Linked DNA regions of Homo sapiens: region 1 is linked to region 2. A link is a loop called in an ENCODE intact Hi-C map of the cell type or tissue named here. Cell type or tissue: heart right ventricle. All regions are shown on one strand. Links, peaks and the distances in the headings refer to the core of each region. The heading gives the core; the rest is flanking DNA. Region 1 holds the start of LOC124906219 (a long non-coding RNA gene). Region 2 holds the start of LOC107986065 (a long non-coding RNA gene).

Region 1 (16,036 bases), core at 3,459-11,458, 170 kb after region 2:
GCAGGGTCTAAATAACCTGAGTAATTACTTCAATTCATTCAGATGGTATAGATTTGGCCTGTGTGTCCACAAGTAATTTTTCCTTCCAGTACACACACCTTAAACCATCAGCAAATATCAAAATGCACAACAGCAAACTCCTGTCAGTTTCATCTATAAGCAGTGTAAGCAAATCCTCTCCATTATCTGGCAGATTAAAATTTGTTATACTCTTAATAATCCAGGTTGAGGTTTTCTTTTCTGACAAAAACTCACTGGACCATAGAATTTTAGAGCTAGGAAGTACCATCCAGGGCCCACAGTCTAAAAGCCAGCTCCTGGAAGCAGTCCAACCAGAAATTCAGCCTGCTCACTCATAGCACGTAAGGCAAGGAGGTCTGAAGCCCAAATGCGTGGGTTCAAATCCTGGCTCTGCCACTTACTAGCTGAATGGCCTTGGCAAGTTCCTAAACCTTGCCAAGCCTGAGTCCTCTTCTGTACAATGGTGGTAATAAGGGAACCTGATTTATAGAGTCAGAACAAGGATTAAATGAGACAATCCACATAATGCACTTAGCATGCTTCTTGGCACATAACTACTATTGTTAAGCCCGTACTATTATTATTCTTATAGCAGCACCACCTTTAATAGGTTCCCCCAAAGGATGTGTCCATGTCCTAATCCCTAGAACCTGTGAATAGTAACCTTATATAACAAAGGATGTGATTAAGTTAAGGACCTTGGAAAGAGGTGTTTATCCTGTTTTATACAAGTGGTCCCTAAATGCAGTCACATGGGTCCTTATAACAGACAGGCACAGAGAGTTTTGAGGCAGACACACAGGAGAGGACATAGGTACATGGAGAAGAAGGCAATATGAAGACAGAGCAGAGAGCTGCAGCTACGAGCCAATGAATGCAGACAGCTGCCAGATGCTGGAAGAAGCAAGGAATAGATTTTCCTTCAAGAAGGGGTACGACTCTGTTGACACATTGATTTCAGACTTCTGGCCTCCAGAGCTCCAAGAGACTACGTATCTATTGCTTTAAACCACCACATGTGTGGTAATTTGTCATAGACAGCAGCCCCAGGAAACTAATACACTACCTCAATGGGTGCAGGTCTCGTTTGACCTTTAAACTACAACTTGCAGATGTTAACAGTGACAATGATAAAGCCAAAGATAAAGGTGCCTAAAAAACGGAAACACCAAGGGCTGGTGTTATGAATTGAGCTTAACAAAAGTAAAGAAGCGGAAGAATGCAAGAGACAATGAGCAAAGAGGTTTGGTTGAAGGATACACAAGGGTTCGGGGAAGGAAACACAGGAAGCATGAGGCTAGAGCCTGATCCTGTAATGGTTCTCACCCACTAGAGACAGAAATCTACAATGCCAGTGTGTTGTTTGTTTCTAAATAACATGTTTATCCAGTCAGTACTCTATGCTTTTTCTTTTTATTTATTATGCTTGGAGTTTGTACAACTTCTTGAATCTATGGGTTGATCTCTCTTACAAATCTGGGGAAATTCTTAGCCTCAAACACTGCTTCTGTCTCATTCCCTCCCTCAAACACTGCTTCTGTCTCATTCCCTCCCTCTCTGCTCCTTCTGAGACTCCAGTTATACATATCTTAGACTTTTCACTGTGCCCCACTTGTCTCTTATGCTTTTTTCTATATGTTCCATTTTTCCCTCTTTGCATTTCAGCTTAAATCGTTTCTATTAACCTTTCTTCCAGATCACTATTCTTGTCTTCTGCTACATATGATCTCTCTGTTAAAACCCTATCCATTGAGTTCTTAATTGCAGATATCTTTTTCAAGTAATAGAAATCCCATTTTATTCTTTATAGATTCCAATTCTTTGTTTAAATTTTTCATATTTTCATCTATTTTATCCATTAAAAATTTATTTTCTTGAACATATTAATTAGTTATTTTTAAATTCCTTTTTTGCTAAATATAATTCTATTCACTCTGGATCATCTGTGAATCTGTTTCTATCATTTGTTTTTCTCTCATTTTTGGGGAATGGTCACATTGACACACCTAATAATTTTTGATTGAATACCAGACATCATGTATTAGAAAGTTGAAAAGATTTCTGATGAAGTTATCTTCCTCAAGAGATGGCTCTCCTTTCTTCTGTCAGGAAAATAGAGTTGGGGATGGGGGTGCGGGCTGATGACCTAAACCAATCAGGAACTATTACAAGACTCAGGTTGCTCCTGGCTTACACCCTTTGCTAGGACTTAGCCCTCCTGGACTTCACTGAGAGCCTGGTGTGTTCACCATGCCCCCACCCCTCCCAACCTCCAAAAGCAGGTACTGAACTGTAAATCCTTATTGTCTCAGCACCAGAAGATTACTCAACACCCCTTCTGCTTTCCGGAGGGATTCTGCTTATCTTTCGAACCTCTCGTCCCATGCAGTCCAGAATTTAGCAACTGTCTTGAAGGGAAAGCCAACTGTGCATTTCTGGCTCCTCAAGCTCCAATTTTGTCTCTCCACTCCAGTCCCAAGAGAACACAAACGCTCTGCAGGTTTATTTTTCCCAGAGCAGCAACATTCCGTCCAAGCAAAGCCCAGGTCCCCATTATTTTGTCAGCACTCAGAATTAGAAATCTCCCAAAAATAAAGTAGCTACAGATCGTCAGCTCACCTCTCCACAGTTCTCTTCTTCTTGATATTTTAGCCCCCTACTCCTCATTGTTTCAACACTTCCCAGATTTAAACAGAATGTTGCTTTCTGTATTTTATATAGTTTTTGTTGTTCTTCTTGGGATCATTAGTTTGCCTCAAACTACCCAATCCTAGCCAGAAACAGAAATTTCTCCTTTATATTTTTCAAAGTGTTTTCATTGTCATAATTAGTTCCCCCCCATATAAACTAATAATAAGAAGAAGGCAGTATTTTTTACTCTGATATTTTAGAGCACAGTTTGCCAGTGTTGGGCAAACTATGGCCCACAGGCCAAGTCCAGCCCACTGCCTGGTTTTGTAAATAAAGTTTTATTGGAATACAGCCATGTGCATATTCCAATAAAATGTGCATATTGTCTATGGCTGCTTTGGCACTACAAAAGCTGTTGCAGATTTAAGTAGTTGTAACAGAGACCACATCACCCACAAAGCCCAAAATATTTACCATCTTTCCCTTTACAGAAAGTTTGCCAGCCCCTGCTTCATTTGAAGGAAACTGAAGCTCAGACACATTCAGTGACTCGCAAGTTAACTTTGGAGAGAAGATTGCATGTGCGGTTCCCTGATTCTTATTCCAGCCATCTCCCCACTCTTCTAATTTGCTTCCCATCACAATGATTTATTACAATCATTTTTTAAGATTAACACAACAAGGAGAGAGACAGAGGGGAATGAGTCTGAAGCAGACAGTCCCAGTAAGGAAAAGGGAGGTGTCTCAGCGAACACAATTAAGGGTCTTTCTATTTTTGGAATATTTGGGGAATTTTGGCAGTCACCTTGGAAATCTGCTAAAACAAATAATGGAAGGCAACTATTCAAGGATGCCACTTCAAGGTAAAAAAAAAAAAAGCCTTAGTATTTCATAGAGGTTTTTGTTGTTGTTGTTCAGAAAATGAACATATAAGGAAGAAAAATGAGAAGTATCCTGAAGAATGTGTTCAATTTTTATCCATTTGATTGCTGAACGCTTTCATCAAGGCAATTCTCTGAGCACAGGAAAAAAATATCCCCAACAGAGGTTGGCAGCTCAGAGGGACACACACACACACACACACACACACACACACACACCCCATGCCTGATTAAACAAAATAATTTTTAAAAATCCAAAATCCAATACAGTTCGAAACTTAACAATAATTTAAAAGAAAGGCCACTTGCTTTCCCCTCTTCTGCTTTATACAAATACATGGTAATTTGCTTCTTTTTAATAGTTTGTACAATCTGATGAGTGGTGCAATTTAGCCCCCATGTCAATTACGGATGCTAAAAATTTCAGAATTATAAGATCACCAAAATTATCACACCCACCAAAAAGACCTGCTGGGGACAGCTAATCTTTTTCTTTTCACTATACCTTGTGCAGAAGGCTGAGCAGGGGATGTCCACATCTTGCCAACCCTGGAGCTCCATTTTCCCAGGGAGGACTTGAGCGGGAAAAGCAAGATGTAAGGTAGAGAAAGACTAATTCATAAAAGTAAGGGAGTCATGCCCTTAAAAAAGAAACACAAACTCCTCTAAAAGTTGAGAAACAAAAAGCTCTCGGGCCTCCCTGACAAGATTCCATAGTTGTTTCTCTCAGCGCTTAGATTTCTCCAGAGGCAGAAAGGCAGAAGCAGAACTTAGCTCACATTTCTTTGAATGAGCCATTTAAATGCCCATCACTCCACATCACTCTCATGCTCTGAATTCTTCTGTGGCTCCCCAGTGCTCAATTTTGGGGTCCAAGCGCTTGAATGCAGGATACACCATGCACCACAATCTTGCATCTCTCATCACATTCCGTTTTCAGCCACTGTCTGCCTAGCACGTCCTGCTCTTGCAACAAAGAACACTTTTAACTTGCATCGTCCTCTCATCCCAGCTTGCAAAGGAACAGGTACACATGAGGACTGCATTCCTATTCAGGGATTTACGTGGGAAAAAAAGAAATCAGTGTTTTACTTTACTTTTAAAGATGTAATATCTATGAAATCTCTGTTGTTATTTACCTATGATAGTAAAAATATTGCAAAAATTACCAAATTACGAAGTATGAAGTGACCTCCAACATCATATACTCCAAATTCCTCAACTGGTGGTTCATGAAGCTCAGAAAAAGATGCAGAGGATTCCTTCTGTTCTTTGATGAACACTTAAGGCCGTTTCAGAGAAGCAGCCATTACACCCCTTTCCTTCTGGGCCTGAACTCAGGCTCCTTCCTAATTTAAGGAAAAAGTAAAACACCAACCATCCTCAGAAACCAACCTTCTTTACAGGCAGAAGTTTCTTCCAACCTGTTACCTGCGAATTTCAAAATCATACCTCCTGTCTGCCAAACAAGACTGCCAGCTTCTCAAAGCAAGAACTATACTGAGGTAGGTATAGACACTCATGTACACAGAGACACACACACTGAGACACACATACACAGACACACATACGCTTCTCATAGCTGAAAACATGGAAGGCAGTCCATCTTTCTAGACAGTGAGTATCTAATACAAGTCAAGACACAGTAATTACGCTACAGACAAAGGGAGGGAGGATAAAAAGGAAGGTCACTCTGATTGAAGAGGAGATGGTTAGTAGGGGGATGGATGCAAAGGCCAGATGTGGGAGAAAGAGACTGGCAGGCCTAAGGTCAATTCTTATCTTGTCAGTGTGGAGAAAAATGTGTTACCAGCAGCGTTTAGTCTAATGATGTGTGAGAGATACACAAAACAAAAAGGGGGGTGAGGGTTTTGGGTAGAAGGAAATCATGATCGTAGTCCACTCCTGAGCTAAAGGCCTGAGCCTGGGAACCAGTGGGAGGAATGAAACAGACGGATGCATAGAGAGATGCTGGAAAGAATAATCAAGTGGATATGATGGCATTGGAAATGAGGGAAGGCAGGAGAATAAACCACAGTGCCTTGGTCTTTCAATTTTGAGGAAGAAAGATCCCAAGGTCAATAACACCTCACTTATGCAGAGGCCCCTTGGCTCACAAACTCAGCCATCCAGATGCAGCCCCCTCCTTCTCAGACTGCTCCAGTGCCATCCACAACATTCCACACAGGCCCTACACACAGGACATGGCCCCGGCTGCCTCCGCTGCCCGCCACTCATCCTCATCTCTACTGGATCCAGACACTTGACTCATTCGTGATCCTCAAACATGCCAAGCACATGCTGACCCCGGAAGGAGCCTTCTGTAAGAGAGTGGGCAGGGCCTGAGCCCGGGGAATGCCCAGGGTTAAGGGGAAGCAGAGAAAAGCCCTCAAAGAGGAGTGGCCAAAAGAGGTGATGACCGTGCGCCATGGAAGGGAAACCAGAGATGCAAAAAGCCAACGGCAGTTCATGCACATCAAAAGCTTCAGGGGCATGCAAGTGAATGGAAACAAAGTTCAGTTGAAGAAAGGAATAAAGAAAGGAAGGAAAGAAGACAGAAATGGGTGAAAGCCTTTCACAGCAAATATCTCTGGCAGACAGAGCAGGGAGCAGACCCCAGAGGAAGGAAGTCTAAAAGAGCTTCATCCCTCACCCCACTCGTGCATTTTGGCAGCACCCACCTAAGAGTACACTTTGGGGAAAGAGGGTGAGAGAAGCAGGCTCGCTCTTACTACTACCCCCAAATTAATTCCTCAGCAAGCCTTTCCCATTCATTATCATCATCTTTTCTTCATAAATCAAGTCTGCCAGACTCAAAGACTGGAACATTCAGGAAGTGCTTACTCAAAACATAGAAACATCAATATGGAGACTGCAGACCCCAGAATGATAACAGGGTGAGCTATATTTATATCCCACGGCTGGTGATGCCTCAGCACACTTCACTCTCTAGAAATTCCGTCGGCTTAATTTATGTGGCTCATTCCTCATTCCCTTTCAGCTGACAGGCTTCTTATCTTTTTCATTTGGAAACTTATCTGTAGGAGTTCCCAAACCCTCACTGTCGTTCGTTTTTGAAGTACCTGCATTCTGTCTCGAGTTTCCGGTAGATAAGTAGGGCTCCCTTAGATGCTGTCTGCCTATACCCCATGACTGTCAAAAATGTCCCCACCCTGGGATCAGGCATCAGATCCTAACAACACTGACAGAGTGAAGGGCACGTTTCTCCCTTTGGTGGGATTTTCTCTTCCAAGCCATTAAAACACTTTAAGATGCCTTTTCATATCTTTGCTATCTTTAGATTAGATGCTTAATGCATAAATCAGCCCAAATAGAGTGATGGAGTAGCGGGGAGAGGCTGACGCATTTCCTCACGTACAACCCAGCGTTTGAGTAAAAAAAAAAAAAAAAAAAACTTTACTCAGAAAAAAGATAAGGCTAAAATCAGATCTCAGATTAAAAATGGTAAGGAAATTGCAACTAGCTGTAGCCAATTCAAGCTGAGCCAATTATCACCAATCATAAAAGATGACTTATAAGAGGCCCTGGTGCCCCAGTACAATGGAGCAATTAAATCTTTATAACTGAGACAAAAAAAATGCCACATAATTAGACACAGCCAGAAAAGGGTACGTATGCTTCCCCTTCCTGTGGCTGGCCCATTAGGGCAGGCATGCAGCCATTTCTTCACTGCCAAAAGGCCAATCCATTCCCCCCATCACTCAGCCTGCCTGAATCGCATCTGACACTGGCCACTAAGGTGGAGTTTCCTTTGGCCACAGGCCACTAACAATCCTTGAGTTCCCGCCTATCCCACGTCCAAATAAGTACAAGAATAACAGTGTCCTTATCCCACAGGTTACATGTGAAAAATATCTAGCTGTCTATTGAAGAAGTCAAGGGCATAGCTTCCGGAGCTAGGCACTAAGGTTCAAATCCTAGCTGCGCAACTCCCTAGCAGTTTTCTCATCTGTAAAATGTGCATAATCATAGTATATACTTCACTGAGTGTTGTGGGGATTAAAAGAATTAATATATGTGAAGGACTTCGAAGCGTGACTGGTATATATTAGGTGCTATGTGAGTCGGTTGTTGTTATTACATACTTCCCAATAGTATCATTATCATCATCATCATTATTATTAAGCACTTTACAATAGCAAGAGTTGCCATCAGCAGCCAGTTATGAGGCTGTTATGCTTATCCAGGCTGGACAAATCTGGGCCACTGGTTAGAGGAATGGAGAAGACAAGCTGACACCAAGAGACAGTGCAAAGGCAGGTGCACGACCTTCCACAGATGCCTGGTGCAGGCGGGAAGGAACTGGAGACGCAAAGTGGGACTCCAGGATGCCGCACTGGGGAGCATGGTAGGGCGTGCTCCACAGAGGGAAGGGGGGAAGAGAGAGGACCAGGAGCTTGGGGGCAGACATGCTGGCCTGAGGCCCCTCCAGGACTTCCACAGAGGACGGCCTTGGGCCCAGAGGATGCTTGCTCACCTTGAACATGAAGCTACTTCTTTTTCCCTCCTTGCACAACAGCACTGACTGGACACAAAGCCAAAGTCAACCCCAGGGGAAGATAGGACAAACAATCACAGCAAGTACATCCCCAAGGACCCTTTCTGTTGACACAGGGACATTTCCTGAAGGTTTATTCTGCCCCAGCCGCTCCAGATATGTTATCTCATTTCACCCTGACAATAACCCAGAGGAGCTGTGTGCTCAGAAAGGGTTAAGTGACTTGCTCAAGGTCATGGGGTTAGCAAGGAGCAGAAGTGAAAATTGAACCTAGATCTGTCAGAAAGAGAGGGGGGTCCAGGCTACAGACCCAGAAACTTGTGTTCTGACACCAGAGATGGGATTTCTCTGGGCCTTCATTTGTCTATCTTTAAAATGGGGATATTTGTCCTTCCTGCTCCACTTCTGGTATGACTGAGGATGCTCCTATAGATCAAGTCTCCTGCAGATAACAACTATAAACTCTGCACACACGCACACACACACACACACACATACAGACATAAAAACAAAACAAAACAAAACAAAGCAACTTTCTGAGGGCACTGGAGAGGAAGCCAAGGCAGGCAGATACTGGAGGGCATCAACACTTGCAAGAAAAGTACTGCACTGGGCGAGGTTTTGTCTCTGATGGCTTTTAGCCCAAGGGCAGGCCCTGGTTGGTACCACAGGAGCAGCTAAAACTCGGACAGAAACCCACAGTTTACTGGCTTGAAGAAACAGAAGACAGAACACAGGGCTACTTCAGCTGGTAGAATATGAAGAGAAAACCCCAGAAAGGAGAGAGCCAGAGAAAAGAGCCCCAGATTCTGTGTATAAACTCTGCCCAGATCTCTGGCAGACTCCTGAACCATGCATGCACGAGGTACTCCCTAAGCAACCCAGCTAAGGCTAAAAGAACAAATTTCAGCTGCCACCCAAGAGACAGAGTTGGCAGCTGGAGTCCAACTGCTTGTTTGCTAAAGCAAACAAACAAAATCAACAGTCATCAGAAGAATATAACAGAATCCAGAGTCTCCACACCATCACAGTCACAATGTCCAGGATACAATTCAAAATTACCACAAAAATGTCATAAAAAATGTTACCCATTTTAAAGAAAAATGGCAATCAATGAAGACCAATCCCAAGTTACACAGGGTGCTAGAATTAACAAACAAGAATTTCCAGATAACTATTATAACTAAATTCAATATCTGTCCAACCTACCTCACAGAGTTGTTAAAGGTAAAATATGCAAGCAAAAAGTGCTTTGGAAAGTTTCACATACACTACCTCTAAAAAATAAAAATAGAAGTGGTCTCCACTTTTTATATCTGTTCCCAAAAACCACAGAATAAAGCAAACCATTTTAATATGCATCTTTCTTCTAGGAATAAGTTACACTCAAGGATTGATCAAAACCCTATTGTTAAATAAATCACAAAGACAAAAATGTGTGACTATAAATCAAGGCCTATAATGCCTATTACGCCACAAATCATTTTAAAACGCAAAATGGGCCACATGTCACAGTCTACTTTATGCAGTGGGAGGAGACAGTATGCATAGTGGTTACCATCATTGGTTCTGAAGTTAGACAACCTGGGCTCAAATCTTAGCCTCATGACAGAGAAGCTTTCTTCCAAGGTGAGTTACTTAGCCTCTCTGGACATCAGTTTCCTATTGGAAAATATCAATATTAATGGTCCCTGCCTCTCAGGATTGTTGCCATAATTCACATACAGGCCTGCATAGCAACTTGGTGCACAGTCGAGTGCTTAATAAATAGCAGCCACTGTAAAGGAGGTCAGGGAGAGAAGGAAACTTGCCCAGCATTGTCCAGCTGGCCAATTACAGAACAGGGAGTAGAACCTGGATCTATTTTTCCATTTTTAAAACTCTTCTTCACACAAGTTTTTAAATAGACACACATGCACTATAAATTGGTTATCCCAAGTTCCTTAAGCATTCTAAAACACACACATAAAAACACAAATTATAGCTCTGTCATGGCACAAGTTTGATCAAAAAATTATGAATTTTAGAAATCAGAATATTTTATTTTTAAACTATTTTTTATTCCTTTGAATTTGAAAAGTCTTAAGATGTGGTTTAGAAGGACACTCTCCTTTTTAAAAGGTGACCCTGAAAATTTTACATGAGTGTTTTTCTATTTCCAATCACTTTCACCAGCGCCCACACCAAGCCTCAGAATTCACTCACACATAATCCTCGATAGCATCTTCATATGGGGGGGTCTCGCTGCAGCCTTTGTAAGCAGAGACCAAGCACCTCCTGAATATGGTTCTTTGCATTCACCATTTTTCTTTTCTCTTCCTTCCCATTTCCCTAACAGCTGACACAGCATTAAAGAAGTTAAGCTGTTAAAAAAAAAAAAGGCTTGAGGAGTTAAAGAGGAAAAGTCACATTTCTTTGCCTGAATAATGTGAGGATTGTTATACCTGTTTGTGAAACTTGGGACTTTGTCTTTAAAAAAAAAAACAAACAAACAGGTGTTGGGATGGAAAGCCACTGAGAAAGGCAAAGTGTTCTTCTCTGCATAGCCCTCTTGCTCCCTGTGACCGAGTGAAGGGCTTGAGAAATAAACTACAAGTATTAAACACTAACTGCAAAGAAGAAACAGAGATCATCCAAATAGGCAGATCCAAACCTAAGCCAAGAGCCTCTAGCCCAGTTCTCGTTTTGTGAGAAGAAATTAGAACCTTAAAAAGTTTTCAGAATAAGACCCCAAACAACCAAGCCAGGAAGAGGACAGAAAACCTGGAGGAGCCCAAAGGGGTGCAGGAACTTCTGACAGGTGTATGGTGGGAGGACTGGACCAGGAGGCATTGATGAGAACTCAGCCAGAACATTCTAGAATTACAAGGAACAACCGGCCTGATTAATATGCGGAATCTTGGCAAGGCAGAAACGATTCTCAGTTATGTTTCCCACTCCAGGAGAACGTGACTTCCTGTTCGAAATGGAGGAGGGCTTTGTCCCAACACATGATGATCTTCACAGGCTGACATTCTGGTCTCTTCATTACACAGGAGTGACGCCTGAAGCTGAAGCAATTAACACAATGTTACACGACCGAAAGCTGAGGCAAGGGGCCAGTGTGGAGCCATGGTGAGTCACCAAGAACTCTGGATTCTTCCAGGGGCTGGCACTACCAGGTTGACTGGCCCTGGGAGATTTCTTTCTCCAACAATGGCCTCAGTTTCCTCATCTGCACAGAGTCAGACAGGTAGGGCGACCCCAAAAGTTCATCTCCCTTCTAAATGATACTAGGAAATCTGTTGGCTATAAATGAACTCATCGATAACACTCATTTCCCATTTAGATTTTCTGAGGAAGTGACTTTGGACAACCATGGTGTACACACACGTACACACATACACAAACAGTACTTTCAGTCTGCAATTGCCTGTCTATTCCTTCAGCACAATTAGGTCAACACTGTTGACCACAGTATACCACCTCCACCCCAATACTGGGCCAGACTCCATGATACCAGGTGACTGGGTGTGCTGTGGGGTGCCAAATGTCCACATATTGATCATCTTATCACACCTATTGAAAAATCCAGTAAGACTTGAAGTACCTTCCTGTCAGATGATTAAATAAGGTCCACAAAAATACTCTGTTTTCTTTCTTTTTTCTTTTTTTTTTTTTCCTGAGATAGAGTCTGGCTCTGTCGCCAAGGCTGGAGTGCAGTGGTGTGATCTCGGCTCACTGCAATCTCTGCCTCCTGGGTTCAAGCAATTCTCCTGCCTCAGCCTCCCAAGGAGCTGGGACTACAGGCATGCACCGCCCTGCCTGGCTAATTTTTTTGTATTTTTTTTTAGTAGAAACGGAGTTTCACCGTGTTGCCCAGGCTGGTCTGGAACTCCTGAGCTCAGGCAATCCACCCGCCTTGGCCTCCCAAAGTGCTAAGATTACAGTTGTGAGCCACTGCACCTGGCCAAATACTCGGTATTCTTGAAAGCATTCTATTAGTACAAGGCATTTTTACTTTCTTCCACCCTGCTGGCTACTCCCTCAGAGACGGAGAGTCCCTCAAAGTCCTCCCACTTCTCCCTATCCTTCCCTGTCCTAGAAGCACGAAACCTACCTCTCCGGGCTGCCCTCGCCCTTGTGAACACTGACTTCTCTGACCAATGCCTGTGGTCCTGGTGACCTGGGCTGTGCCACATTCCACACTGTTCTATCGTGCAGTTGCCCACCCAATATGGTGAACAACAGCCCTTGGAGAGGGATTGATTAGGACAAACGCCCTCATTTTGCAGATGAAGGAATGAAGGTTCAAAGGAATTCTTTACATCATTCCTGTCTTGGGGAGGAAATCTTGCACTTACATTTGACTCTTCTTTGCATTTGGTATAAAAATAGCTATCATTTACTGAGAATTATCTAGGGGTCTAACCAATGCCTTTTCTGATGACTTTATTCAATTCTAACAACGCCAGGAAATATACTGCATTTTACAGATAAGAAACTCAGACTCACAGGGCCTAAGTAACTCATCCGAGGTCACAGAGCAAATGAGAGAGATGGGTCTCCCAGCAAATCTGCAGGCCTCAGCCCAGAGCTGTGCCACACTACAGCCCATGCTTTTAATCACTCTGCCAGCACTATTCCCTGACATGCAGGGTGATGGACTGCTACACAGCTGCTGATTAATTAGTGAATGCTGCTGCTATTTGCCCTCCTCCCCCAAGATAAACAAAGGCTGACCATGAGAAAGATACCAGTACACCCCCAGGAAGCCAGCCGATTCTCTGGTGATGAGTGATGCTGGGAACAGCAGACTGGACATCTATGGGCATCTGATGGCCACTTTAAAGCACTCAAGGAGAGGTGAAGAAAAAAAAAATAGGCTCCCCTCCAATGCAATTTTTAAACCACTGATTCACCATGCAATGCAGTGTTAAAGTCAAAAGAACCTTAGCCACTACTGTATTTGCAAAAATTCTGTACTTTGTTTTAAAAAGCACCATTTGTTAGCCCAACATTCCCCATGGAGCCAGTTGGGAGATGACATCTTGACAAGTTGGACTCTTTCGGGACAAAGAATACAAGCTGCATCAGTTCTATTTCTTCCCCAGCCAGAATACACAGGACTAGCCATCAAGGGGTAGAAGCAAAAATGGCTCCTCTCCTCTTAAACCTAGTGATATGGTTTGGATATTTGTCCCCTCCAAATCTCATATTGATATTTGATCTCCCACGTTGGAGGTGGGGCCTAGTGGGAGGTGTTTGGGTCATAGGGGCGGATCCCTCACGAAAGGCTTGCTGTCCTCCTTCGAGGTAATGAGTGAGTTCACGTGAGAACTGGTTGTTTAAAAGAGCATGGCACCTCCTCGTCTCTTGCTTCCTCTCTCACCATGTGACACACCAGCTCCCCTTCCACTTGCACAATGTTTGGAAGCTCCTGGAAGCCCTCACCAGAAGCAGATGCTGACGCCATGCTTCTTGTACAGCTGGTGGAATCATAATCCAAATAAACTTTTTTTCTTTATAAATTGCCCAGTTTCAAGTATTCTTTTATGGCAATACAAACAGACCAAGACACCTAGTATGTTTAGAGTTTTGCTTACCAGCCCCACAATTTTTGAATCTGCAGATTTGGAGCTGCTGGTTCCCAAGAGAGGAATGCTTCCTCCAGGAGACACTGCAATGGTTTTACTGAACTAGAAGTTGAGATTGCCCCTTGGCTATTTTAGACTACCAATGCCACAGAAACAAAAGGCAAAGAAGGCAATTACCCTACTGGGTGAGGTGAATGATCCCAATTTCCACAGGGAAACTGGACTGGTGCCATTGCTGCCATACAACAGGGGCAGAGAAGAGTATGCCTGGCACCTGGAGAGTCTCTAGAGTGCCTCTTGGTACTTCCATGTCCAAGAGTAAAAATCAATGGAAAACTAAAGCAACTAACAGACACACAGAGAGAATCACTGAGGATTGAGATCCCTAGGTTATTCCACCGGGTAATAAATAAACCTCTGCCACAGAAGGTGCTGGCTGAGGGCAAAAGCCAAGTCCCAGCAGTCACGGTTTCCATATTGAAGCAATGTTAATTCCTCCTCTCATTCCACCAATCCCAGATAAATATTCTATATCCTACAGACTGAACCAGGAAAATAATTTATGCCACCCAGAGACAGACACCATGCCAACTGGGACTTTTTGTCTTCCCTTAAGAGTGTGAATACTGCATGAAGCATAGACACATCATAGGCAGAAACAAAGCTGTCCTGCTGTTGTGCCAAGTTGAAAATGTGCAGGAGGATATGTGAATGCTGAGAATCTGAAGGGTTGGACTGTGCTGGTCATTTAGTTGCCATCTTTCTGATCCAAGTCTGACCTGTGTGGTGGGGCGAGGACTGTGCAAACTGCATCCTCGCTTTGCCAGTTGAATTTCTATTGGGTTCTGCCAGTAGGGGCTCAAGATGGAGAAGGCAGAGGGGAACCTTAAAGTCAATATACCTTTACAGAAAGCTGGTGTGCATGTGCAAGAGTTTTAAATTATTCTGAATTATTGCATTTTCATATTAATCATTCACTCATTCAGTCATTCAACAAGCATCCTCAGCACTGAGGCCCTAAGGATTTAGCTGCTTAGAGAACAAGGACAAACCATGCCCTCATGGAGCTTACCATTATGGTTGGAGGACATGGTAAATACCACATAAACAATAATATGATTTCAGATGATCGTAAGTTCCACAAAGAAAATAAGATAGAAACAGAGGTTGACAGTGAGTTGGGCAAGGAAAGAGGCTGTTTGGGGCAAGGTGGTAAAAGAAGGCCTCTCTGAAAAGCTAGCATTTAGGCAGAGACTATAAGGATGGGAGGGAAGAGTGAATGAACTGGGAGAAGACCTGGGACCCAAGGCTTCTAGGCAGAGGGGCTCCATTACCCCATCAGAGAGAAACACCCTGGGTCATGTGCTATAAGAGGTATTTGGAGCAATGCCACAGTCGAAGGAGACTCACCATCGTGGGGGAAACTGTTTGTTTACTTTCAGCAAATCCTACAAATCAGATATAGCTTAGTGGTTGAGTTCATGTCCTCACTCTGGCATGTGGTTATTTTTCTTTACTTTCAATTTACATTGCAAGCCTGGAGAGAAATGAATTACATCCCCCTGGGTTTCTCTGTTCCGTACAATTAAGAAAAGCTATTTCTTAGTCATAAGGCGGATGACGACACCAAGATTTCCCATTTTCTCTCCACAGGGAGGCTGTCATCACTCAATATTAATTGATCCTACTTTTCATCCATAAAGCAGGGGCTGAAACAAATTTTTGGTCACAAAAATGGCAACTATTACACTATTAAGGTAAATTATTAATGGTGCCTCCATTAAAGCACACTCCTGCTCACATGGCATCAGCTACCTCAATGCATGGTTGTTTCTTTAATGGGGAAAAAGGAGTAAATTATTTGGTTTTTTTCCTGAAACTGGATTAATCACCTGCACCTATCTCATTTAAGGTTGCTGGGGATTTTCCACAGTTTCATCACAACTGAGAACACACAGATAGGGCTGTAATATGTCTTGAATTCCCAGCAGGAAAGTGTGTCAATTGAATGCAATTTTATTTTTCTGCTAGAGAGCAGATAAAGTGAAAACAGCAAGAAGACACAAGAAACTTTCACAAGTTGAGGAGAGCTAGTATCATTTAAAAAAATGTTTCCCTAGACAAATAATTTGATGCTTATTTTTAGAGAGGCTGTGGTGGTGCTGAATTAGGGAAACCTAGTTTAAAAAAAGAAAAGAAAAAGGAGAAAAACAACCAAGTTGTATCTACAAATAAACAACCTGCAATGAATCAGGGACATATGGGAAGAGCCAAACCTCATTACCACTGACGGCAGCGACCAGATGCTGGCACCCAGGAAAAAACAATTTTCCTATTCAAGGGAGGGCTCTGCTGCCCACACTTCCAATTCCTTCTCATTTATTTACATGAGTGCTAGGGCCTTGTGG
Region 2 (16,036 bases), core at 3,523-11,522:
TTTGTTTGATTTTAGCTTTTGTTATTGCTAATAAGTATTTCATTCAGTTAGATCATATGTGCTGATAAGGCCCAGGGGACAGATTCCAATTCTTATCTCCTTGGTCAGTTTCCCTGCACTGAAGCTGTTGATTGGAAGAGTGGCAGGCCAGGCAGGAGTGGGGGCTTATCACCACCATGTCACCACTGATGCCCCAGTCAGTACTCAATCCACACTTGGCTGGGTATAGCTTGCCTCCTGAGGGGAAGTAAGGCCAAAGCATTTTCACAGAGTGGAGGGAATTCCTGGTCCTAGTGTGTCTGACTTTCTACAAGATAACATAAGTTTAGATGCTAGAAAGCAACTTTGAGCCCTGCTGAGAGAAAGAGGACACCAAGAAGAAACACTGGAGGAGCAAGATTAGAGAAATAAGACTTTATACCTACCCTTGAGCAGGGCTGCCACACTGTAGATAGATAATATCCTTGCAACCTACACAAGCATGTGTGGCAGCCCTGATTCTCACAGGACTGCACATAACATAGCACTGTATTCCTTGGCATCTTTTTCAAACTGTGTCCTCCCCCATTACTCATCTGGTAAGCATTGTGTGTCTTTTAAGACTGTTTAAAGGGCATCTCTTCTGTGAAGTCTTTCTTAATTCCTGTACTCCTGGTAGAATTGACTCCTCCTTCCTCTGCCTTGCCTCGCTACGCTAAGCAGATTTTATCATTGCCCATTTAATTGTATGTATTTGTTAATTTTCCTCCTCTTAGAGTGGGTTCATTGAGGGCAGCAACTAAGACATATGTGCATCTTTGTACCTCCAGCAAGTACCACAGTGCCTGTATATGGTAGGCAGGTGCTCTCTTAGATGTTTGCATTAAGTGAATGAGTGAGGGGCTCTGAGAACTGTAGGCAAGGACTAAAGAGTTCTGGGATCTCATAGTATAGCTGCTGTGTGCTTGGCACTGGGGCTCCCTTTGTGGACAGGACCTGGCTGCCTGGTGTGTCATGGTTGGATGTGGACATCCACTGCTTCACCGCGCACCTAGGCTCCTTCTGCATACACTCACTCATTGGGTATATAGTAAGGGCTTTAACTCATGGCTCCAAGAGTGCTCATCCTGCAAAGGACATTTTTAAAGGTGTGTGTTTAAGGTATAATTCTTTCTTGGACAGATGTTTTATGAAATATGTATTGTGCATATTTTCTTAAATCCATTCAGATGAAGTTTTTATGTAACTTAAATTCTTCTGTATTTTTTAATGAAGGAGTCCTTTTTTTCCAAAGGTAGCTTTCCAGAGTTACTAGAGAAGAGGGTTGGTTCCCTTTCATTCAACTGAGAGAATGGCCTTCATCAGCATTGAGCAGCAGAGGGCACTGTAGTTCAGGAGATGAAGCAGCAAAAGTAGCTTATTAATGTATTTATTTTTTAAACATGGAAATAATGGAGATTTTTGTATACCTCCTCTGTGATAGCATATAGCAACTGTGTTAACAAATGCTAACGATAGTCTTTTAAATTTTTATCTTGTCAGAAATGAAAAGAAAGTTAAAGTACTCATGGAAAAGAGTCAAGTGAAAATAGGTTAAAGTTGGCCAAAGACCTTTTCTGGAGCACTTCCAATCCAGAACTGGTTTTTAAACACTTATAATAAATGACTGGAAATGTAAGGCCATAGACTGCAGGAGAATATTTTTTTAAGGTCATAGATCAGATTAGAGAACATCTTTTGCTTTTCTTTTAGGCCTGTATGTAGGTAAGCAACTGGGGAAGGATGATACTTTTTGCTCTTGTGATGGCTGTGAAACACCTAGATTGGATGTTTATGTTTCCCAGATATGGGGATGAGAATTTTTTGTGGTTCTGTGTTCCAATACATTTTTCTTGGTATGTGACTAGGTTTATTGCATTTCCTAGAATCCTCACCAAAAAAGGGTTTCTGTGGCATAGAATTATTGAAAGCTTGAAACCCAGGAGTTCTAGACTACAGGATGTGGTTAGAAGAAAAGAAGGAAACGTTAAGACTTGTGTAACTCAGAGGCCATATCGGCCTATTAAGTCTGTCAAATACTAGTGGGAGAGTTTTTGTTGCTTTTCTTGACCCTTTTTTCATACTTTTTAAAACTTAAAAAGACTGTTATGTTGAGATATATTCATATAAAATTCAAACATTTAAAGTGTACAATTCAGAGGTTTTAGTATATTAACAGAGTTGTGCAGCTATCAGCACAATCACATTTAGAACATTTTTATCCCAGAAAGAAACTCTGTAATGATTCTTATTCATTCCCTATCCTCCTGCCCGGCTTAGATGACCACTAATCTATTTTGTCTCTATGGATTTGTCTCTTATAGACATTTTATACCAGCAGAATCATACAATACAGTGTGTGGTCTTTTTGTGATTGGCTTCTTTCACTTAACATGATTTCAGGGTTCATCTATGTTGTAGCCTGTATCAGTACTTCATTCCATTGTATGGATATGCCACATTTTGTTTATATCTTCATTAGCTGATGGACATTTACATTGTTTCCACTTTGGGGCTATTGTGAATAATGCTGCCATGAACATTCATGTACAAGTTTTTGAGTGAACATACAGTTTCACCTGTCTTAGGTCTAAACCTAGGCATGGAATTGTTGGGTCATATGCTAACTAACTAACATTTTCAGGCACTATTAAATTGTTTTCTAGAGTGGCTGTGCCATTTTACATTCCCACCAGCAATGTATAAATGTTCCAATTTCTCCAGACCCTAACACTATTGTTTGTCTCTTTGATTATAGCCATCCACGTGGGTGTGAACTGCCAGCTCATTATGATTTTGACTTACATTGCCCTAATGACTATTGATGTTGAACATCTCTTCATGTGCTTATTAGCCATTTATATGTCTTCTTTGAAGAAATATTAATTTAAAGTATTTTGTCAGTTTTTTATTTGGTTGTCTCTTTATTACTGAGTTGTAAGAGTTCTTTATATAATCTGAATACAAGAACCTTAATATTAATAGATATATTATTTAAAAATATTTTTCCCATTATGTAGATTGTCTTCTTAACTTTTTTTTTTTTTTTTTGAAATGGAGTCTCACTCTGTCGCCCAGGCTGGAGCGCAGTGGCACGATCTCGATTCAGTGCTACCTCTGCTCCTGGGTTCGAGTGATTCTCCTACCTCAGCCTCCCAAGTAGCTGGGACTACAGGTGCATCTGCCACCATGCCCAGCTAATTTTTTTATTTTTAGTAGATACGGGGTTTTACCATGTTGGCCAAGCTGGTCTCGAACTCCTGACCTCAGGTGATCCACCCACCTCGGCCTCCCAAAGTGCTGGGATTTGTATAGGCATGAGCCACTGTGCCTGGCCCTGACTTTCTTGATGATAACATTTGTAGCACAGAGTTTTAAATTTTGATGAAATCTGTTTCTCTATTTTTTTTCCAACCCTTTTGGTTTGGGGTCATATCTAAGAAGCCATTGCCATGAAGTCTTACTCCTGTGTTTTATTCTAAGAGTTTATAATTTTAGCTCTTACATTTAAGTTTCTGCTCTGTTTTGACTTAATTTTTGTATATGTTGTGAAATAGGGGTCCAAATTCATTCTTTGTATGTGGTTATTCAGTTCTCCCAGTGCCACTGTTGAGTAGACTGTTCTTTTGCCATTAAATTGCTTTGGCAGCCTTGTCTAAAATCAATTCACCATGAATTTAAGGCTTTATTTCTGGACATTCCGTTCTTTTCCATTGATCTACATGTCTGTCCTTATGTCAGTACAACAGCATTTTCATTACTGTAGCTTTGTAGTAACTTTTGAAATCAGGACCTGTGAGTCCTACAAATGTAAACTTCTTTTTCAAGATTGTTTTGATGATTATGGGTTCCTCAAATTTCCATATGAATTTTATGATCAACTTGTCAATTTCTACAATGAAAACACCTGGGGTTTTAGTAAGTATTGCATTGAATCTGTGGATCAATTTGAGGAGTATTGCCATCTTAGCAATATTTAAGTCTGCCATGCCATGAACATGGAATATGCTTCCATTTACTTAGATCTTTAATTTTTTTCCAATGGTGTTTTGTAGTTTTTACTGTGTAAGTCTTACACTTATTTTGTTAAATTTATTCCCAATTATTTTATTCTTTTTTATGCTATTATAAGTGTAATTGGTTTTCTAAATTTCACATTTGGATTGTTCGTTGCTAGTGTATAGAGATACAGTTGATTTTTGTCTGTTGATCTTGTATCCTGCAAACTTATTTGAATTTATTAGTTCTAATATCTTTTTAGTGAATACATTAGTATTTTCTATATATGACAGCATACCATCTGCAGCTTCCACCTCTGCAATCTGAATGCCTTTTATTTCATTTTCTTGTTTACTTACTTTGGCTAGAACCTCTAGGACAGTGTTGAGTTGGAGTGGTAAAAGTAGACATCCTTATCTTGTTTCTCTTAGGGGGGAAACTTTCAGCCTTTCACCATTAAGTAGGATGTTAGTTGTTCTGATCACGTTTTATTTCATTTTCTTGTTTACTCACTTTGGCTAGAACCTCTAGTACAATGTTGAGTTGGAGTGGTGAAAGTAGACATCCTAATCTTGTTTCTCTTAGGGGGGAAACTTTCAGCATTTCACCATTAAGTAGGATGTTAGCTATGGGTCTTTTGTAGGTGCCCTTTATCAGGTTGAGAAAGTTCCCAATTATTCCTAATTTGTTGAGTATTTTTGTTATGAAAAAGTGTTGGATTTTGTCAAATGTCTTTTCTTGACTATTGAGATGATCATGTGGGTTTTGTCATTTATTCTACTGAGTGGTGTATTACATTTATTTATTTTCAGATGTTAAACCAACCTTGTATTCCTGGAATTTTTGTACCTAAATTCAGAAGGGATACTGGTCTATAGTTTTCTTTCAATGTCTTTGTCTGGCTTTGGTATGAGGGTAATACTGGCCTCATAAAATGAGTCGAGAAGTGTTCTCTTCTGTTTTTGGAATAGATTTTGAAGGATTTGTATTAATTTTTAAATGTCTGATAGAACTTAACAGGATGCCATCTGGACCTGAGCCTTTCTTTTTTTTTTTTTTCTTGACATGAAGTTTCGCTCTTGTTGCCCAGGCTGGAGTGCAGTGGCGCAATCTTGGCTCACTGCAACATCCACCTCCCAGGTTCAGGTGATTCTTCTGCCTCAGCTTCCCAAGTAGCTGGGATTACAGGCATGCGTCCCTACGCCTGGCTAATATTTTGTATTTTTTTTTTAGTAGAGACGGGGTTTCACCCTGTTGGTCAGGTTGGTCTCAAACTCCTGACCTCAGGGGATCCACCTGCTTTGGCCTCCCAAAGTGCTGGGATTACAGGCGTGAGCCACTGCGACTGGCCTGGGCCTGAGCTTTTCTTTGTGGGAAGTTTTAAAATTATTAACTCAATCCTTTAACTTGTTATGGGTCTGCTCAGATTTTCTTTCTTCTTGAGTCAGATTTGGTAGTTTATGTCATTTTAGGAATGTGTGCATTTCATGTAAGTTAGCTAATTTTTTGGCATATAGTTGTTCATGGAATTCCTTTATAATTCTTTTTATTTCTATAAGCTTTGTGATGATATCTCCTCTTTTATTCTTGATTTTAGTAATTTTTTTTCATAGTCTTGCAAAGGTTTGTCAATTCTGTTTAATTTACCAATTTTTAAAATTGCTTCAACAATAATCATTTATTTGGCTTTCTTTTTAGGGTTGATTTCTTTATTCCAGGAGTCTCTGTGGTTGGTGGGTTTTCAATATGCTCCAGTCCCAGACTGCTAGAACAAGAGAGAGTGATAGAATTGGCAGTGAAATATACGAACCACCCTCCTGCCCTCTGGGTTCACAATACGGTAAGCACACTGCCTGTTTAAACGCGATGATCTGGGTATCTCTGCCACCCACAAAATTTGTGTTAAGCTCATTTGATTCACCTAAGAAACCTGGGCTTGAGTAAAAGGGTACATGCCCAGAAAGAGCTTCTAAGAAAGGTCAAAGAAACTTTGATGCATTAAGTATGAGTCAGAGACTTTGGGATCTGGAAGTATTTTCTGGGTCACCAAACGGTATTCAGTTGAATACTGCTTTAGAATTAAAATATTTTATATTTTAGACAAGTTCTAAAAAGTTGGCTCTCTGTGTCATGTAAATGGTAAATCTATAAATCAGATTATTTTGTCCTAACCATCCTAAATAAAGGGAATTAAATTATTATTCTGTCATTTTTGGAGGGGAAACTATCTGATTACATAGTACTGCTTCTTCCCAGAGGTGAGCACAGCTAAATCCACGGTGCCATTGCCTCTCTATTTCAGTGTCTGGAAAGCTCTTCACTCGGGATTCTGAGAGAGAATCCAATTTGATTGCTGTTAATAACTCTTATTTCACCACAGGGCTCAACACAATCCTACAGAAGCTGCCTGTCATTACCTACTAGAACTCTGATAACAAAGAATGAGCTCAGAACAGATCAGTTACTCGTTGTCTTAGTTTTTGACCCTTCTATCCTTTTCACTTATTGCTTTTTCTATTCTTTTCCTTTTCCTTTCACTTCCTCTTCATTGCAAGAGTGTCTTCTATATTTACCAACAACCTCCATCCCAACCAGGCATTTTCTTACCTTCTTTACCAAAAACACATACCAGTATAAATATGGCTTCAAAAACAGCATTTTCCTGTTTCCTGGAAATCATTGAAAATCAATGAAGGAAAAAGAAAACAAAACCTCTATTTTCAGCAAAACTTGGAAACACACTGTAGTATATTTTTAAAGGTTGCAGAGAATTTTTGGGTTTCTGTAGGAGCCACATGGAAATAAGTAGAGGAGAGAGGCCGAGTAGCAAATTTCATAGAGCACCAACAAAAATACATGAGGGAGTGGGGTGGGACTTACAGCTCTTGCCTGCAAAGAGGGTATGGAAACACAGTTGCGTTTTGTGGCTGTAGAAGGCCCACCTGAACGCAGCAAGGTTCAGTTAGGAGAGAAGGCACGCAAAGAATCACACAGGCAAATCATGTTTGTAGGAACTAATATGTCCTGTAGTAGCTGAAGAGAGCTTTTATGTTGTGAAAACCAGCTAGCTTAGGATACTCTCTGGCCCATCCCCCAATGTAGGACCCTCTTGCAAATAGTCCAAAAAAAAGCACAGTTCATTTCAATCCCATGAAAGAAATCAAAGAAGACATGAGTAAATAGAGAGATGTACTGTGTTCATAGATTGGAAAACTCAACATAGTAAAGAAGTCAGTTCTCCTTAAATTGATTTACAGATTTAACATAACAATAATCAAAATCTCAACAGGATTTTTTATAGATATGGACAAAGTGATTTTAAAATTTATATGGAACAAAAAAGGACCTAGGATAGCTAAAACAATTTTGAAAAAGAAGAATAAAGTGAGAAGAATCACCTTAATCAAATTTAAGATAAAGCTACAGCATTCAAAACAGTATGGTATTGGTGAAAGGAGAGAAACACATCAAATAATGTTACAGAATGAAGAGTTCAGAAATAGACTGACATATATGGTCACTTTATTTTTGACAAAGGTGGTAGATTCAATGGAAAAATTGAAAGGCAAAAGGATAAACTTTTCAACAAAAGTTCTGGAACAATTTTGCATCTAGATGCAAAAAACAAAAAAACGAAAAACCAAAAACCTTCAACCTAAACCTAAACCTCATACTTTATATTCAGAATTAACTCAAAACGGATTGTAGATCTAAATGTAAAACATGGTACTATAAAAGTTCTAGAAGAAAATGGGATATTTGGAACTTGAGGGTAGGTAAAATTCTTAAACACAATACCAAAAGCAAGATCCATCAAAAAAAAGGTTGATGATAGGACATGGTCAAAAGTAAAACTTTTTCTACAAAAGGCATTTAACACAATTTAAAAACAAGCTACAGACTAGGAGAAAATATTTACAAATCAGATATCTAACAAAGGGCTTGAATCTAGAATATATAAAGAAATCTCAAAAGTCAACAAAAAGAAACAAGCAACATGATTTTTTTAAATGGACAAAGGATTGAACAGACACTTCAGTAAAAAAGGATATGATGATGGCAAATAAGCAATGAAAGGTATTGAAACATCGTTAACCCTGAGGGAAATGTAAATTAAAACCATATGTGGTGGGATGCCACTACGATCTAGTCTAATGTCTAAAATTAAAAATATTGACAATACCAAGCGTTGGCAAGGATGTGGAGCAACTGGAACTCTCATATATTGCTTATATTGCTAGTGGGAATGCAAAATAGTACAGCCGATCTGGAAAGCATTTTAGCAGTTTTCTATAAAGTTAAACATACACCTAACATATGACCCAGCAATACCACTTCTGAGTGTCTTAGAGAAATGAAGGCTATGTTTATATAAAAGCATAACATGAATATTTATAGCAGTTCTATTCATAATTATTAAAAACTTCTAGAAACAACCCAAATGTCCCTCAGCAGGTGAATGGATAACTTGTGATATAGTCATACAAGGGACTATTAAAGAGATGAATTATTGATGCATGCAGCAATGTGGGTGAATCTCAGAGGCATTCTGTTGAGTGCAAGGAGGCAGTCCCAAAAGGTTACATACTGTAAAATCCCATTTTTGTCACATTCTGGAAGACAAAGATATAATGATGGGAAACCAGTGGTTGACTGGGGTTGAGATTACTGTAAAGGTAGGATCGATAGCACAGGGGAATATTTTCAGGGGGTGATGGAACTAATATATGTTTTGATTTTGATGATTGTTACCCAGATCTATATGTGTGTTAAAATTCATAGAACCGTATACCAAAAGAAAAAGATTTCTATTAAGGAAATTTTTAAAATAAGTTTTTAAAAATGTGCAGGAGCAACATAATATATTCTTGTGGTTTACACGTCAAGTTGTGTCTGTCCAGGATAACCCCCAGATGCCTGTGTAGGCATTTCCATTGTAAATGTATCCTGTCACATTTTTACCCTGCAACCTTCTGAGTCTCTCCGTCAGTGTGGCCTCAGCTGCCTCATTGCTTTTTGGAGTCTCTGGATTTTCCCCTCATTACTGGCTCTAGGTTGCTCCTAGAGGTGCTAAAATATGCTGCTGGGGTGAGAGCAACGAGGTATCTGCATGCCCCTTGCTCAGAGTTGAAATAAGCATAGCCATCCCAGTTCCTAGTGCCATGAACATCTCCCCATCCTCCCTGTTATCCTTAGCTTCTCACGCGACCTGGCCTGGTCCTGGTCCACAGCTTCCTGCTTGGTTTCATGCCTCATTGGCATTTCAGTGAAGAAACTTATTCTTACAGGCTGTAGAAAATCTCAAAGTGTTATTGCCTGAATGCACATCCTAATTGTAGTGCCTGCTCTACTCTGCCCAGTGGGAGTTGCAAACAGCCTTTATGAAGTCAGATTTTTCTTGGAATCATTTTCAGGTGGCTATTTTCCTCCTGAGGATTTGTCTTATTAAGCCATTCGAGTGGACAATGGAGGCACGTGAGTGTCTGGGTGGCAGCAGGCTGCACCGTTGAGACATGGAATAAAGTGCCATAAACGTCTTCCTTTATTTTATCTGCTTTGGCTCAAGCTCTTGGCAGGGTAAAGGGTTCTAGACAGCTATTGTGTGCTCAGCTCCAGTTGCTGTGGAAAGGTTGTTTATTTCACAAGTAGAAAATCTATACCAAAATTAGATACATTGCTGTGTAATTGAAGGTAATGTCCTTTTATTCACTTACATATTACAGTGTACAGTACTTTGAGTCTTGTGTTCGTGTTACCCTCGCAGTTTTTATTGATCAACAAAAAGACAAAGATGGCTTTTAATTCTTCCCGGATGCTACCAAATCAGAATACAGACCTACCGAAGATTATTTTGTCGTCAAGGATAAGACAGGCTTCTTGAATATTATCTTTCCCTGGGGCACATTTTCTTGCCAACTTTAGAGTTGAAAATACTCTGGTTTCTAAAAACAATAACCTAGAGGCTTTCTTTGTTGTCATTACTAAGCATGCCAAAGATGGCCACTGGAGAAAATTATTTCAGTCTCTTTCACTCTGATTCTTATAGATAAAGAGAGAACTGCACAGGCAAGCAAGAGAGGGAGGGAAGGAGGATATAGGAGATGAAATTCATTGTCATCGTTAGGCAGAGCCTCTTGTATCTTAAATTCTATTTTTGAGACTTGAAAGGAAAGAATATTTTAAAGCACTTTGGTAGCCACTGTAGCAGTTCCTAGATTTTAGTTATTCCTAACTGAATGCTCCCTTGCTGCTAATTTCTTTTGTCAAAAATGAAAACCCACTTATCACCATTCATGTAAAAATCTCCCACATATTTAAAATAGTGAGGTTCAGACATTTTTTCCCCTGAAAGAGTATCCATTCATTTAACAGTTCTTTACCAAAAAAGACATGTTTTTGTGAATTCAAATAATTTTCATTTTTCTTAGATCTTCTCTAAATTTAACTCAACTTTAACTTGCAGAGACCAAATTAAATTCATGTCCAGAAGTACCTACTGCTCACCTGACATGCAAGGTGCCAAGGTGTGAATGCTAAGGGTTTGGTTCTCAAAAAGCACGCGATGTGTTATTACTTCTTAGGAGGGCATTCATTTAGTTGATTTATGCCAGGAACGTGTAATGGGAGAAACCTATGCTCTTAATACAAGTTTCTTTATTCCTAGAATCTGTTTTTTAGTGACAGGGAAGAAGGAAGCTGGTATTGCCAGCACTTTTTCTTTTGTGACAGCTGCAATGACCAAAATTCCTTCTTATGTAGAGCCAGATACTCGGGAGTTCCACCCACTGTGAGTCAGTTCATGTTCACACCAACCCTGTGAGGTGGGCAGTGCAGGTGCTGGTACCCATTTTCCAGGGGTGGCAGATGAGGCTCAGAATTTAAGGGACTTGCTGGATTTCATAGGGGCTATGATTAAAATTCAGTCTTTTGACTCCTAGATCAGTGGTTTTTTTCCAAACAAGGGATTACCAACTCGGTCAGATCCAATGCTCCTTTCTAGAACTGTCCTGAAATGAAAGTCATAGTTAATGTAATGTACCCATAGGTTTTTTTTTAAATAACATAATTCTCTAACTAATACAAAGGAGAAATAAAAGAAAGTGATCCATAATCAAAGAGTATGTATTTTAAAATATAAATGGTTAGGCAGATCTAACTGGAAGATAGAATGAAGTAATCAGATGGCTATTCCTAAACATAGAATCACCGTGAATACACTGTCTACAAATGCAGATGATAAAGATGTGTTGTGTGGGTGACACATGTCACTAAGTGGAATGTGGTTTTCCAGAACAGTGAACATGCTTGGTTAAGTTCTGAACACAACAAAGTGTAATCTACACTGTGGCTACTGAGTTTATTTGTAAAATGAGCTAGAGTCTAGTCTCAGATCATTATAAACCAGTTTTCACCTACAAGAACGTCTTTTGGGCCATTCACAAGTCATTGTGCAGGACAGTCTTGTGCATTGTAGATAATGGTGTGCTGGCAAACCAGCTGTCTGAATTTATCTGAGTTGTATCATTTGCTGATTTCTGTGCTGTAAGTACTCCTACAATGGCTGATTTCAAACTACCAGTAGGAACTTTCTCACAAAATTCCTGTAGATTTGACCACCAGCTTAGTAGGAGCCAGCTCTGGGAAACCACGAATTTTGTAGGATCTCTAGCATCTCTGGCCCTGCCCTTTAAATGCCAGTTGGATTCCCCAAATCATTGTGACAATAAAAAATGTCATCACAAGTTTCCCAAACACCTTCATCAGAAGCAGTAGCACCCCCACTGAGAAAAACAGTACATTCAACTCTGATGGTATTACGGGCATAAGTGACCTCACCAAATAGGTGCTTTATCTAGATAGGTCTATGTGATACTCCCTAGTATGAAGCCTCTGGCTGCCTGTTCTTGTTTCTCTAGGGAGACAGGAACAGCACTGAACAGTACTACAGGGCTGGTCTAAGCCTGTAGAGCTGGTCTGGCTGTGCCTTACTGAGGATCAAGAAGGAGCACCAGTACTTACACTTTTCAGCCTTGATGAACCCAGGGCAGGCAGTCTAGTGACATTTGCCACATCCTGTTTCTCTCAGCTTTGGTTAGAACACAGGAACACAACTCAGATAAAGGAGACCCATACTTCAGAGCTGTACCCTGCCTTTGAGTCCATTGCCTCTTTCCTCAATCCAGTTCATCGCCTAAGAAGTTAACAAATGGTGAAATCACTGAAGCACATCTCCTTTTCTCAGTATTGGAATGGCTGTTCATTATGGATTACGAAGGTGGATTAGCCTGTGGCCTATAAAATGAGCAAGTGGAATCAATTCACAGGGCATCGGGAAAATTGGGAGCAAGCTATAAAAATAGTCTTAAATACTGATAATACAGGAGATAGACCCAGTTTTATTAAAGTAGAACATTTGGTTTAAGACCTTTGCTACAAAAGACTAAAAGGTCTTTTCTTTCCTGCCTTAGTGTACACTTGACTGTGAAGTGGCTGTGAGAGTGGGTGGAGAGTTCTTCTTTGACCCTCAGCCTGCGGATGCCTCTAGAAACCTCGTGTTGATTGCAGGAGGAGTCGGAATTAACCCTCTGCTTTCCATCCTGCGGCACGCAGCAGATCTCCTCAGAGAGCAGGCAAACAAAAGAAATGGATATGAGATAGGAACAATAAAACTATTCTACAGTGCAAAAAATACCAGCGAACTCCTGTTTAAGGTAAGGGAGGTATAGCTTGCTGTAAGCAAACTTGTGTAGTGGTATTAATTGTTCATGAAAGTTTTTTCTCTAGGTTTTGTTTTCTCTGCAAAGGTTCAAACAAAAGGCTTGGCAAGATTTAATCATGCTTAAATGAGAACTAACCAACACACCTTACCCAAGACAAGTAAAACTGCTAGTGTTGAAGAGGCTAGCAGTTAGGTGACAGGAAAGGGTAGGTTTTGGTGGGATGGAATCTGGAGGTTAAATGAACAGAAAAGTCACAAGGGTCCCGAGATTCCAGTCAAGAGACCTACAGTGGACTAGTGTATCACAGGAGTAGGTAAGACTTAGACAGTTTGGACCCAGCTGGGTAAATGAAACCCCTGTCAGTTGCATCTGTTTAAACTAAGTGCATTTGATGAAGAAAGCTTTCACTGGGGATTGCTTTGCAGCTGCAGGAATGAACAAAAGAACAGAAACAGTTAAAAGACACAACTGTGGTCAGTGAAACTGCTGCTTAATTGCCAATGCTTGAGAAAAAGGAAAAAGAAAAAACTCCCGGAGAGTTGGTAATATGCTTGTTAGCATATTCAGATTTCAATTAAAGCCAAATAGCCCTCTGTAGTCTGAATGCTCTGGCCTGCTAGGCTGCAAACAATATCTCTCTAAGTAGAGAGCGAGAGCGGCAGACGTGTGCAGAATGGGAGTTGAGGTTCAGCGTCAATGGTTGTGCACATCTGTTTTGATTTTTTAAAATTGTAGTGTGACCAAATATGTTTGACATTCCAGAAAAATATCCTTGATTTAGTAAATGAATTTCCTGAGAAGATTGCATGCAGTTTGCATGTTACAAAACAGACTACACAAATCAATGCGGAACTCAAGCCATACATCACGGGTGAGTCCCCTAAAGATATTTTGACTATCTCCATGCAGTTATTTGATGGACACACCAGTTGGTTGAGCGTAGATGCTTTATTGTTGGAAGCTGCTGGCTGGGAATGTCACTATCTGGGGAATTGGGATGATTCCTCATGGAAAAATGGATATTTAGTTGGGTTTACTCATTATATACAGGTTTCCTATTGCCTGTGTTAAAAGTGTACTTTTCACACTTTTTAAGAGGCCTTTGCATCATCACTGTAGTGTCCATACAAATAATTTATATTCCAGATTTGGCTGAATTGATTCCATTTGCCATTAATGGTCATTTAAACAACTCATAATTTCCTCTGAAAGGATTTTTATAAAACAGTTACTTCCTTTGCTGAAGGCAATTTGTATCTCCATCAAAGACCAGTAAGCTAGCTGGCCCTTTCTGCAGAGTGCATTACGATGAGCTTCCCACTTTGCTTGCTTAGGTTTAGGAAGCCTGGAGATGCACTCTGCTTGGGTCTGGGCCCAGATGCCAATAGGAGCCATACTGTGAATGGCTTAAGAAGACTAGACTCACTGAACTTGGAAATAAACACTGTATCTGAATTGTGGTTAGTCCTTCCTCATTTGCTGATACAACCATGTCTGGCTTAATTTGGTGTTTATTCTGGTTTTTGGTAGAAGGAAGAATAACGGAGAAGGAGATAAGAGATCATATTTCAAAAGAGACTTTGTTCTATATTTGTGGCCCACCTCCAATGACAGACTTTTTCTCCAAGCAACTGGAAAACAACCATGTACCCAAAGAACACATTTGCTTTGAGAAGTGGTGGTAGGAGGCAGACAAAGGCAGAAAAAATAAAGAGGTGAGATCTACTCAGGAGAGCTCCTGTCCTTTGTGGCATGATTAATTTTTTTTATCTCTACTTGAGTTGTCTTATTTTTTAAGGCTATAAACTTAGTGACCAGCTGGATAATAAAAGCCAGCTGGCAGACTTAAATGATAAACTTTTTGCAAAGACCTCAGTGATCAAACTATTTTTTACTATACTGATTTTCTGTTATTAACAACGATTTAATTGTCTCATGATGTACCATGATTGGTCAGTATAGATTTTTCTTTTGTCTTTAGGCAAAAAAAAGATATATACTTATGTCTAATCATAGGAAAATGTGATTTTTGAGTATAAAATGTGGGCTAGCTTTAAATTATTTGACAGCCATCTATATATCTTATGTTTAATGAAAGTATAATTTAAATACAATCTTAATAATTTTACTTTGAAAATTCTTTTTATTTAATGCCTTTGTTTACTGTACCATGGCCTACAGTCTTATTTGGTCCATCAAAGTTAAGTTTGGACATGGAAAATTGTTAGGAAAACTGCTTTAGGGAGTTAAATATCCAGCATATTTGCTTTCTTGTTAATGAATATCCTAAGTGTGTATCCTGACTAATTGTTAGTTTCTTCTCAAATGAAACCCTTTCTGTGTCTTGGCTGTCTGCCTTAACGCTGTAGGAGGCAGCTTCTTGCTTGGGACAAAGGCATTGGTGATGTGTTCCATGTTGAATCTGCCTTCAGTGCCTGGGCTGGCTTGCTATGGAAATGTGCTTAGCATTGATTAGGGGGTAGAGAGCTGTTTCTAAATCCTGCTTTTCTACTTTTTATTTCACTCATTTGCCAGAATTGTTCTTGGCACCAGCAGCTCCTTAACATATAGTTGTTGAATGACTGAAAGAAAGCAACTAATGTTTTAACTCCTTGCTAAGTCTGAGATTGGGAGGCAGTCCCCTAGAGTGGATAGAAAGAATGGTGGAGCCTCATCCCAAAGCTGCTCTGATGAAACTGCTAGAAAGCAGATTGTAGTTCTTTGTTTAGATTTTTAAAAATCCAAAAGAAGTCCTGACTGAGGCCAGGCCATTCCTTTTATGACAAGTAGTCCTGGGCCCAAGGTTGCCTGCATAGAGATCACAGGAGGGTGAAGGGAGCCTGGGAAGAAGGACAGATAAGTGCTGGAGACCTAGGAGCTCCAGTTGAGATTCTGTTCTGGAGCGGATGAGAGAAGACAGGTTACCCTTTCTTATCTTTGTTGTTGCAGGCCTCCCAGGGACTTGTGGGCTTGAACAGATATGATTCATGGGACCTGAAGGTGACTCTAGCTTCTGCCCAGTTTTGAGTTTTGTCAAGTTTTAAGCAGAGATCATTTGTCAACTATTTTGATCCCAGATTTGAATTTGGGGAGGAAGGGAGGAGCTACTGACCTGATGGGAATATCATAATCCATTCAAGGAAATGGTCATTAGTACCTCAGAGGTGAAGGGAATATGTGAAGCTCTGGATCACTACAAGGAGCCCTGACTTACCAGTTGGCCCCAAAGTGCCCAGGCTGAGGGCATAGGAGCATGATGAGATGCAAGGATGTGGGATTATCAAGGGGCACGTCTACTA

The links. Hi-C counts contacts between places; a loop is a spot of excess contacts. Peaks named below come from ENCODE experiments on the same cell type or tissue, not always from the same donor. Only the 100,000 strongest peaks of a DNase experiment are listed, where the experiment ranks them.
Region 1: a loop joins it to region 2, with 2.9 times the contacts of the local background. A loop is called at or near these places in 5 of 110 quality-filtered maps.

What each region holds. Positions count from the first base shown.
Region 1 is chr3:16,461,704-16,477,739 of GRCh38, forward strand. All of the region lies in intron 2 of RFTN1 (raftlin, lipid raft linker 1), which reads right to left. LOC124906219 (a long non-coding RNA gene) reads left to right here and starts at 11,088. Exons shown (of 3, transcript XR_007095839.1): 1 at 11,088-11,166; 2 at 15,282-15,385. RefSeq lists enhancers at 5,721-5,850, 6,091-6,220. In heart right ventricle, for the core only: no CTCF peak of the experiment used is centred there; DNase peaks (open chromatin) are centred at 7,254 and 11,028; H3K27ac peaks cover 5,459 bases.
Region 2 is chr3:16,289,141-16,305,176 of GRCh38, forward strand. It overlaps OXNAD1 (oxidoreductase NAD binding domain containing 1), which reads left to right. Exons shown (of 9, transcript NM_138381.5): 6 at 5,716-5,857; 7 at 12,486-12,728; 8 at 13,500-13,608; 9 at 14,268-16,036. The coding sequence ends at 14,422. LOC107986065 (a long non-coding RNA gene) reads right to left here and starts at 12,491. Exons shown (of 2, transcript XR_001740608.2): 1 at 12,037-12,491; 2 at 7,518-11,024. RefSeq lists a silencer at 11,849-11,968 and enhancers at 12,374-12,955, 12,956-13,535. In heart right ventricle, for the core only: no CTCF peak of the experiment used is centred there; no DNase peak of the experiment used is centred there.